Linked DNA regions of Mus musculus: region 2 is linked to region 1. Evidence: chromatin loops called from intact Hi-C (ENCODE). Cell type or tissue: heart. All regions are shown on one strand. Links, peaks and the distances in the headings refer to the core of each region. The heading gives the core; the rest is flanking DNA.

Region 1 (5,387 bases), core at 116-5,115:
GTTAGCAATCATTACAAAGAGGAAGGGCGTAAACATTGATAAGCTGCCTTAATATCTCTAGGTGAACAAAACCCTGTGTTATTTATGGCTTGCAAGTCTAAACTGCAAACACTTCTATTATCTGTAGTTTCCTCAGTTTTGTTAAATGTGACACTAAGGAATTAGTGGAAAAAGACAAAGAGCTGTTTTATAGTGGGCCATAAAACCTTTGCATTTTCTGTGACCCTATATTAAAACCATTTTTGCAGGACCTAAGCTAGCAGGTGTTTTCTTCTCACATTAATTATTAAGGGGAAATAGGCAGGTTCGATATTTGTTACCATTTTGGTGACATTTTATTGCTAGATGAAACAATGGGTTGCAATGAGAAATATTTAGAACCACAGATAAGGAGCTTAGTTTATCTACCTCTTAATTCACCCAAACATAATGCTTTGGGAAAATATCTTTCTTATTCAAAAATATTAAGTCTATTATAAACAAAACACTTAGTTGACTCTATTTGACTTCGAACAACAATGGTACAAAGGCTCTTTATTTTCTTCACAGAGATTTGCTGGTTGTGAAATCTTGTAAAGATGTAAGCGTAGAGGATCATTTTATCCAGGTACCCTGGTTGTCTGTCGTAGCTTTGTGTCCTACACAGGGCATTGGAGCTGGGGCCTTTGGGAGTGTTTAACAGAGAACTGAGCTCTGTTATGCTGCCAAGCCTCTACGAGTGCTCCAGAGCAAACCTTTGCTGTAGAAAAGCTCCTCCAGGGACCCCTGAGCTCAGATGATATGATTGCCCTTTGAGGCCAGTTTCATTGACTTAATAACCACTGATTTGACTTTCAGGGTACCAGTATTATGTGTCTTTCTCATTTGTTTTTCTATTTGCTAGGCTGTATTCTATCAGAGACTAAGAATGATAAAATATTTTTCATCAATATTATGCCTTTAAATATCTTATTGCTTTTGTCTAATAATAGTTACTTTTTAAGTTTTTAAAGCAAAAAGTGTATAATTGATTTTAATAATCTGGAAGAAAATAGAAAAGGGCAATCAAGGTGGCTCTTTGGGTAAAGGCAGCTGCCTGCAACCCTGATGACCTGAGTTCAATACCTGAGACTCATAGGCGAGAACTGATTTTCAAAAGCTATCCTCTGACCTGCAAGTGCCCTTCCTTCCCCCCTCTTTCCCTACTCTCTCTCTCTCTCTCTCTCTCTCTCTCTCTCTCTCTCTCTCTCTCTCACACACACACACACACACACACACACATACACACACACACACATACACACACACACACACAGAGCAAAATGTAATAAAACTTTTAAGGACAAAAAATAGCAAGAAGGCAGGGAAGTCAGCTTTAGTTATATCACAAAGTTAAACATTTTTCTAGCCCTTTTCTAGGCTTAGGCTTTGAAAAGACAAGAGAAATGCTCACTGCACATTTTATGTGCGTCTGGATGTTGCTAAACAGATGACTTTAAGTTACTTTCATATTTTGTAGCATCTAATGTGGAGATCGAAGGCTCCTTTCAGTATTTATTGTGCTATGAAGTTGCTATAGACCTGGTATGGTGGAACACCGTAATCTCAACTCAGGAGACTGAGACGGGAGAATTGTGAGTTCTAGGCAAGTCTATTTTATATAGGAAGACCCTGTCTAAAAGAAAAAAGAAATAGCAGCAGGAAGTCCCCTGCTGCTCAGCTCCTTTCTACTGACATCTGGAGCTTCTGCATTCTGACCAAGAGCTAGACATACATGGCTCAGGTTTCTAGTAATTGAATGCCTAAGATCAAGAATAAGGCATGTGGTTCATTCCGAGCACTTCTGATGTTTTTACCAGGTTTCCTGGAGGGTGGAGGAAGGAAATGCTGATCAAGGAATGTGATGTATTTCTCAAGCACAGAAACACAATGATTTACCCAACAGCTCTATTCAATATGTACACCAAAATCTAGGTTTTAATCTTTTCGGCACAGTCTCAAGGAACTAATCGCCTCCAGATTTGAAATGGGCTTGGACTAGGTTTTGGTTCAGCTTCTTACATCAGATTCCTTCCTGACTTATTATTTTTACTCTCCTCCACAGAACCTATTTTTATTTTAAGGCTAGGTTGTTCCCAGTCACCTAGTGGCCTGAGCAGTGAGAGTTACAGACCAGTGCTCAGTAGCCAGTCCCCGAGCCCAGTCAGTGCCTTAGCCCTCCAGTTTTCCTGGGCAGGCCCAGCAGCCACCTACATATTTTCAGATCTGTCTTCCACCTCGGGAGTAGTCACAGAAAATTCAGGAGCTGCCACAGACCCTACCCCCTGGCCTTTCTCCTTGACCACTGCCTTTTTGCAATCCCTTCCCTTTCCTTCTCACCTGCATGGGGTATGACTTCTCACGAGGGCTTACAGGAGATGGTGCTGTGCATCACGGAACGTCTCAAGCCATCACTCACTGCAACACTGCAGCTGAGGGAGCTCTTTGGCTACATGAAATGGCCATGTTCACATTGCAGAGAAGGATCTATGTACAAAAGATGCCTCTGTGAGGGGTTGCTGGTTCATCTTTGGACCTGTCACTACTAGAAGACATGTGACCTGGAAAGTTGCTTGAATAAGGTTAATAAAGGGCCTAGGAATGAAGCTACCAGCAGTAGGAATGGCTCCAGTGGCAGGCAGTATATTTCAATAAAGCTCACTGAAATTCGTTCCTAGAGACGAGATGAGCCTGACATTGGTAGAGTTCTCATTGGCAACAGTGGTTTGAGCTTCCAGCAGCAGTAGCTTCTCCCAGGTCCTATTCAGATATCTGATGTAGGTACCATCACTTTTCCTTTATAGATGTGGCTGCTCTGTGTAAAAATCAAGGTAGGTGCCACCTAAGTGGATTCCTGCTGCAAAGAGTTCCTTTTTCTTTGTTCGCAGGATTTCAAGGGCTTTGGGCACAGTGTGCAAGTTGTTCTTAAGTTATGACCAGAATCAAGAGCAATAGCATACGAGCCGTTCCTGGGACAGCCTGCAAAGTAAAACACTTCTGGTTCTCATGAAACTATAGGGGAAGGGACAGTGTTATTGGCTTCTAGTGGGTAATAGGCAAAGATAATCCAGCTAAACACCCTATAGGGACAAATGTCACCCATGGGGGGGGGGGGGGAATTTACAGTCCAGAATGTCAGTATTGCCATTGTTGAAAAAAAAAAAAAAGGAAAAAACTACAGGAAACACAAATGAATATTGACTTTTACTGATCTATTAAAAACCAAAGATCAAAAATAATTGGCCTCTACTCTAAAATTTTATTTTTGGAGCAATTATCACCAAAGGCACCATGAAGAACTCTGTAGAAATTGCTTTTAAGTGAGTGTTCCTGATGTGTTAAATGGAGGACTTAACTCTTGTTTCTGACATTTTGATGAATTTTAATTAGTGTCACAGGATATCTGCATGAGAAGGAAGCTCAGAGATAATATTCTGAATAACCTCTTCACTACTATCCATAGAAAATTTAAGTCCAGAAAAGAAATTGACTTACTATATCAGGCCTGATCTGGCTCATAATCTGACCATAAACTTAACAGAAAGCTTTACAAAAATAAAAAACACATAGACTTCTTAGTATTAAAAAATACTTTAAGGATATTTTAATGCATATACAGTTCTTTCAAAATAGTTTATTCTGAAACATGCTGAATACAGGTGTTAAAGTAAAACAGAAAAAATACACTTCATTTTTCTTTTTGTTTTGTCTTGTTTTCTCTCATAAAATGAAGACAGCTGGGAATAGTGGTACCCACAGTTCCAGCACGTAAGAGGCTGAGGCAGAAGAATAGTGAACCTGGGCTACAAAGCAAGTCTCATAAGTAGTTCTGTCAATGCATTCGTGTAGTCTAAAAATTGAAGTACAAAGCAAAGAAAATGTATTTAGAAATGTACCTCCTCTTCAGGAAGGGTCTTATAGAAGTAATCTATTAGAAACATAGCAAAGGAGGTTAATGAGCGGGAGTTTGTGTTTGGTCTATGAAGACTGACAACCTGGGAAGTAAACAGTAAGTTGACAGTGAATAAAGAGAAAGAGTCAATGACCGGTAAATGCTGATAGCCATTGATAGATAGTGGTCTTAGATAATGAGCAGTGGGGGACGGTAAATGAAGAGTGTGGGCTTAAAGACTAACTGAAAGTTAGTCTTAACAGTACAAAGAAATGGGAACTGAAAACTTTTGTCATGCTTTAAGTCTGTATACACCGTACAAAATATAGCATCTGAGACCCTTTAATTGTAGAACAGAAGAAAACAATTTTAAACCTTAAATTATCCTGAGCTTAATAAACAAGACAGAATATTGCTAAATAAACATTTCTATGTTGAAGACATATTATTTAAATTTTAAAGACTAATGTGGATTAAGAAATATGTCTATGCCTTAGACAGTATAAAAATCTATTTAGATATGCTCTGTTGCATGTATCAAAGGTGTTTGAAAAGCAACTGCTTTTAGAATTTCCTAGGTAAATAATGAATTATCTTAACCCTCAAAGTCATCTACAGTTACAGCATTCCTCCCGGAGTCCATAGAATTTGAGTTTTGTTTTGTTTTGTTTTGTTTTGTTTTGTTTTGTTTTACAAAATTTGTGTGTGCACGTGTGTGTGTGAAAGCACACATGTTCATATAAAGAAAAGGCCAGAGGGTGACCGTAAGTGACTTTTGTAATTCTACAATTTAGTTTTAGAAGCAAGGTCTCTCACTGAAACTGGATCTCATTGATTCAGCTGGATGGGCTGACCAGCAAGACCCCAGAAGCCTCCTGTCTGTCTCAAAGCACTGAGAGCATAGATGCACACCACCAGATATGACTTCTTTTATGAGGTGTTAAGGGTCCCAACTGAGGCCTTCATTCTTGGTCACCAAGCATTTTATTTGCTGAGCCATCTCCCAAGCTAGCATCTGAGATTTCAACCTAAGCAGGTCCCAGCGTAGGGCTTACCTGCTAAGGTGTTTCATATGGCGACCACAAAGCACTATAGCAGACACTTGCAGAACCCTAAGTGGGAATGGAATCCACAGCTGCACATGAGAAAAGAAAGGCAGGTGACTGAGCTAACCCTAAGTCACTCCACCAAAATTCTCACATTTTTAGAATAAGACAAGGAGTTTCCCCATTTATATTAAAAGAAACAGAGGAAGAATGTGGCTTAATAAGTCACCCCAAAACACTCAAATTTACTTCTTTTGTATGAATTTCTCAAATGTATAAATCATAACAATTTTATTTGACAAATATCATGACTATAAAATAAGTACAATGTTCTGAGGCTTCCCCACATTGTTAAAAGAAAATGGCAATACTTTCCTGACATTTCTTAACCCATCATACAACTGTTTAAAACTACTCAGAGAATCTAATCT
Region 2 (5,387 bases), core at 268-5,267, 600 kb after region 1:
CATGTCTCAAAAACAACAGCAAATAACAGCAGTAAACCGACCAAAGAAAGAAAGGAAGGGAGGAAAGAGAAGAGAAGGGAAGAGGAGAGGAGAGGAGAGGAGAGGAGAGGAGAGGAGAGGAGAGGAGAGGAGAGGAGAGGAGAGGAGAGGAGAGGAGAGGAGAGGAGAAAGGAGAAATTATTACTATTATTATTTTTCTGTCTAGAATTTTGTAGGAGACTTAGAAGTGATAAAATCTGGTCTTTGTATACAAGTCTTTGTATATAAACATGTGATTTGGTAGTGAGAGCTCACTCAGACAATATCTGCTGGCTTTGTTAGGCTTGATTCCTAAATGGTTTGGTTTTCAACTCTAGATGTCAAAATGTGGAATGATCCTCAGTCAAAGAGAGAAGGATACACAACTTGGCTGCCAAGCATGGAGAGCTAGCTCTCTGGTGGAAAGATGAGACACGACAGAGACCAGGAAACAAGCTCAATTTCTACCCTGTGATGCTGAGGAATCTGGGGGAAAACATGTTCTGACTCTCAAGAGGGAGATGACAAACTTAAAGGGGTACTGAGGGTCCAAAGTACAAAGGTCTGGCTGAAGGTTCTGCGAAATGACTCTTGGGCATCCCATAAACAAATAAGCCATCACACCGGAAGCCTCCGTGCCATTCAGCTTTGCTAATGATAACTAGGGATCACACGAGCTGCCACTGTAGTCAATGATTTCCAAATCAAATATTGCAATCTCTGGAAACTGATGAGACATATGTAGCACTGAAGCTAACAGGACGACAGGTGTAGTCTCCATTTTCTCAGGTCATATTAAAGGAGAAAGTTGTGACTACATATATAGCCAGCATCCAGTCACAGAAAAGGCAGATTTACTGTCATTGCGTGCCACAGGGACATCAAGACTGGAGTCATATTTTGGAGAATGTCACCCTTTGTCTATGAAGACACAAAGATCAGTATTTCTTAATCAGAATTTTCCAAGGTACATATGGGGGCAGCAAATATATGGAATATCTCTGTACTTTCCTCCCAGTTTTATTGTGAACCCAAAAGTGTTCTGGGAGAATAAGTAAGTAAGTTTAGTAATGACTTAAAGAAAACAAACAGTGTAAAGACATATTCAAAAATTACAAACCCAGTTGGTAAATGTGATTGGAACTTTGGCAAGTTTGTGAAAACACATTGTTTGTTTGTTTGTTTGTTTTGTTTTGCAAGAGACTCTTGGAAGAAATAGTGGCATCGTCCCATTTGAGCAGGCACAATGCCCCTTTCAACAGATGGTTGACAGAGAAGCTAGCCAAAAGTCCATGCATGAACAACAAATGCGCGGCTCAGGGCAGGAGTCCAGGTGGCCAGTGTTGAAATTGTTTTCCATCCTACGCTTGCCGGCCTATGGCGAAGCAACTAGGCTGTCACTTGACTCTTACACATTAAAGTGAAATGACCAAATAGTTCCCATGACTATAGGAAAGAAGTCCAGAAGGCTTGGGCAACAGTGTTCCCAAAGTGGCATTAGGAATCCTCGTTTTTCTTGTATCCTTATAAGGAAGACTCCCGAGCGTTCGATTAACTCTGAATTGTATCTCGCTAATGCATGAGTGCCATGTGTACACAGACATCTTGGCATCATTAGCAGTGAGAAGCATTCCCCCATAGAGATCCAGTACCAAGTCATTTTGGCCAAGAGTAAAAATTATTCCTAAGAGGGGGAATGCTGTCTTTGCTGTCTGCTTTTATATGCTTTAGGCAACTCGCTACTAAATAAATGTGGGTACAAAGCTGTTTGTCTAGTCCAAGGGTTGTCTTGTCTCTTGTGTGACTTCAATCAAAACATTATGATGTATATGAGCTGGACTTAGGTTGTCCGTGTTCTCTGTGGCTGGCACTGAACTTTTAGGTCAGCAAGAGATGTTGCTCAGGGCTTACCCAGAAGAGACAAGGCCCAGAGTTTGATCCTTAGCAGGAAAGGAAGACAACTTTAATGAAGGCATTATTTTATCAGAATCAAATGTTAGTGGCCATAGGATGTACACATGTGATTGGGGGTGGTTTCTGTCTACAAAATGGTCAATACATGTATATGAGTAAGATAAGTGTTTTCATTTTTTGTTTTCTGCTGTGTTCACCTTTCAGGCTATGAGATTTACTCAGAACTCAAACTTACAGAAAGATACAGAAAAAAATTATTTCAAAGAGGGGAACGCTAAGAGGGGAAAAAAATCATTGGTCTCAGCACAGTGAGACCCTTTTACACTCCTGTTTTGGGAATTTTTCAGTTTTTAGAGGATATTCCACTTTCAACATCATATTTTCACACAATGTATTTTGATAGATACATTTTATAACATTCTCAACAAATTAGTAAAAATATTATTAAACATTATCTATCCACAGCAAACGCGGTAAGCGGGAAGGACAATCCATTTGTTGGCATAAATTCAATAAAAACCATCTCAAACTCTTCTGTCCAGTTGCAGCCTCTTTTCTAAGAATCACAGCTACTTTAGATCTAATCTAATCTTTTTCAGGAGAACTAAACTCTTTTTATTTTAGGGATCCTACTCATATCAATGAAGTCAGGCTTTTTAAAATATGCATTTTCTGTATGTTTCAAATACATGAGAAGGTTTGGATCAAGAATCTTCCATCTACTGAATCTGATTAATAAGTAACCATTTGTTTTCTGTTCACACTCCAGGTACAGGACTATGAAACATCTTGATATATTCTTTCTTGACTTACTAGGTTTTGTTCTTTGAGCTCCCGGGATAGCACACGAGTCACGCTAATAGCTCACAAAATTTCTTAAATTATAATATGCAATTTTCCAAATTAGAAATTTTTTAACCTGAAATTCTAGCACTTGGGAAGGTGAAGAAAGATTATAAGGAGTTTAAGTCCAGTCTGGCTACATGGAGGCTTTGTGGCCAGCCTGGGTTTCTTTCATGAAAGCTAGTTTCAAAATTTTATTAAAAAAAAAAAATCTTACAATTTCTATATTATAACCAGAATCTATAATAAAAAGCTTTGTTACTTAAAAATTTATAAAACTATAACATAACTGTAAAGCTTATATTACTCTGGAACAAAATCAAAGTTTTATCAAAGTTGGAAAATGGATTTTAAATGCTGAAAAATAAATGAATTTTAGGGTCGTGCTGCCCTCTAGTGACAAGGTCAGAGAATTTCTTTCATCTGATTATCCTCACCTTAATTGAGGCTCCTGTTTGAAATACTGCCTACATATTAGAATCACTCCAAAAGCCCATTTAAAAACCCTAGTTCACAGAATGCAGAGATATTGGTGTATTTATACTGAGTCTTTTGTCAACAGTTTTGATACAGTATACAGGAGATTCAGAGAGCATCATGTTAAGAAATGCTGGTACAAACCACTCTGGAAATCAGTCTGGCGGTTCCTCAGAAAACTGGACATAGTACTACCGGAGGATCCAGCAATACCTCTCCTGGGCATATATCCAGAAGATGTCCCAACAGGTAAGAAGGACACATGCTCCACTATGTTCATAGCAGCCTTATTTATAATAGCCAGAAGCTGGAAAGAACCTAGATGCCCCTCAACAGAGGAATGGATACAGAAAATGTGGTACATCTACACAATGGAGTACTACTCAGCTATTAAAAAGAATGAATTTATGAAATTCCTAGCCAAATGGATGGACCTGGAGGGCATCATCCTGAGTGAGGTAACACATTCACAAAGAAACTCACACAATATGTATTCACTGATAAGTGGATATTAGCCCCAAACCTAGGATACCCAAGATATAAGATATAATTTGCTAAACACATGAAACTCAAGGAGAATGAAGACTGAAGTGTGGACACTATGCCCCTCCTTAGATTTGGGAACAAAACACCCATGGAAGGAGTTACAGAGACGGAGTTTGGAGCTGAGATGAAAGGATGGACCATGTAGAGACTGCCATAGCCAGGGATCCACCCCATAATCAGCATCCAAACGCTGACACCATTGCATACACTAGCAAGATTTTATTGAAAGGACGCAGATGTAGCTGTCTCTTGTGAGACTATGCCGGGGCCCAGCAAACACAGAAGTGGATGCTCACAGTCAGCTAATGGATGGATCATAGGGCTCCCAATGGAGGAGCTAGAGAAAGTAGCCAAGGAGCTAAAGGGATCTGCAACCCTATAGGTGGAACAACATTATGAGCTAACCAGTACCCCGGAGCTCTTGTCTCTAGCTGCATATATATCAAAAGATGGCCTAGTTGGCCATCACTGGAAAGAGAGGCCCATTGGACTTGCAAACTTTATATGCCCCAGTACAGGGGAATACCAGGGCCAAAAAGGGGGAGTGGGTGGGCAGGGGAGTGGGGGTGGGTGGATATGGGGGACTTTTGGTATAGCATTGGAAATGTAAATGAGTTAAATACCTAATAAAAAATGGAAAAAAAAAAGAAAATAAAAAAAAAAAAAAAAAAAAAGAAATGCTGGTACAGCCAGAGAAACTAAGTATTAATAAAAGTTGGAGTTGGTTGTCAGCTCCAAAGCATTCAGCGCACGGTCTCTGTTGCTTCTTCACGTCAGGTATGTGCAGAAATGTGTACATACTACACACACAACTGCAGAGGACAGTTCTTTCTCCACCTCCTGCATTTTAGCTTCCAGCCAACTTCCAATCAAAACACAAGTTCACTGTTAAAATTCAGAGATTCCCAAACTGATGTGCCCACCCTGTAGAGGAGAAAGGGACTTGAAGATGAGAAGATGACATTGAAACTCCCTCTCGTGATTTTTTTTTTATAGTCTTGAGTAGAATGCCCTCGTAAGACTAAAGGAGGGTTTTGTTGTTGTTGTTGTTGTTGTTTTTGTTTTGTTTTGTTTTGTTTCGTTTTGTTTAAGTTTAAGTTTAAGGCAGCACCTGGCTGCTGGCTGGCACTTTAACAGGTATTGTTTAGTGAATGAACAAATCACTAAGTGGAAATATGAAAAATAGGTTAACCTCTGAGACAAGCTAAGAGAGAATCAAATATACATAGATGGGTAAGTTCTTCAATAAAGAACAGGAACCCTTGAGATGAAGGAAGGAAGGAAGAAACCTATTCAATGAAAGCTTGGAAAGTAAACACGCATGAGCTTCCCGTGTAATGCAAATATGACAAGGCAAGGGCAATTTGTAGAGCCTGTGATTTGTCCCAAACCTCGGATGCTGTAAGACTGACCTGAGGGTTATTTTAATGAGATGTGACAACAGAACTAATCGATCGTCTGTGGAATACTCTAGGGACACAATTCATTATTTTGATAGCTAGCAAATAAAGGTTAAGACTTGGCTGTTTTGTTTTGTTTTCTACACAGATAGTATTACTGGGTAACCACATATTTCTCCTTATGGAGGA

The links. Hi-C counts contacts between places; a loop is a spot of excess contacts. Peaks named below come from ENCODE experiments on the same cell type or tissue, not always from the same donor. Only the 100,000 strongest peaks of a DNase experiment are listed, where the experiment ranks them.
Region 2: a loop joins it to region 1, with 7 times the contacts of the local background. A loop is called at or near these places in 12 of 42 quality-filtered maps.

Annotation. Positions count from the first base shown.
Region 1 is chr10:52,386,098-52,391,484 of GRCm38, reverse strand. It overlaps a transcript of Nepn not described here. Among named protein-coding and RNA genes, the nearest start is that of Nepn, 2.8 kb to the left of the region's middle. In heart, for the core only: a CTCF peak has its summit at 2,111; DNase peaks (open chromatin) are centred at 1,864 and 2,254.
Region 2 is chr10:51,790,046-51,795,432 of GRCm38, reverse strand. No RefSeq gene overlaps it. Among named protein-coding and RNA genes, the nearest start is that of Gm23906, 96 kb to the left of the region's middle. In heart, for the core only: a CTCF peak has its summit at 3,175 (motif pointing left); no DNase peak of the experiment used is centred there.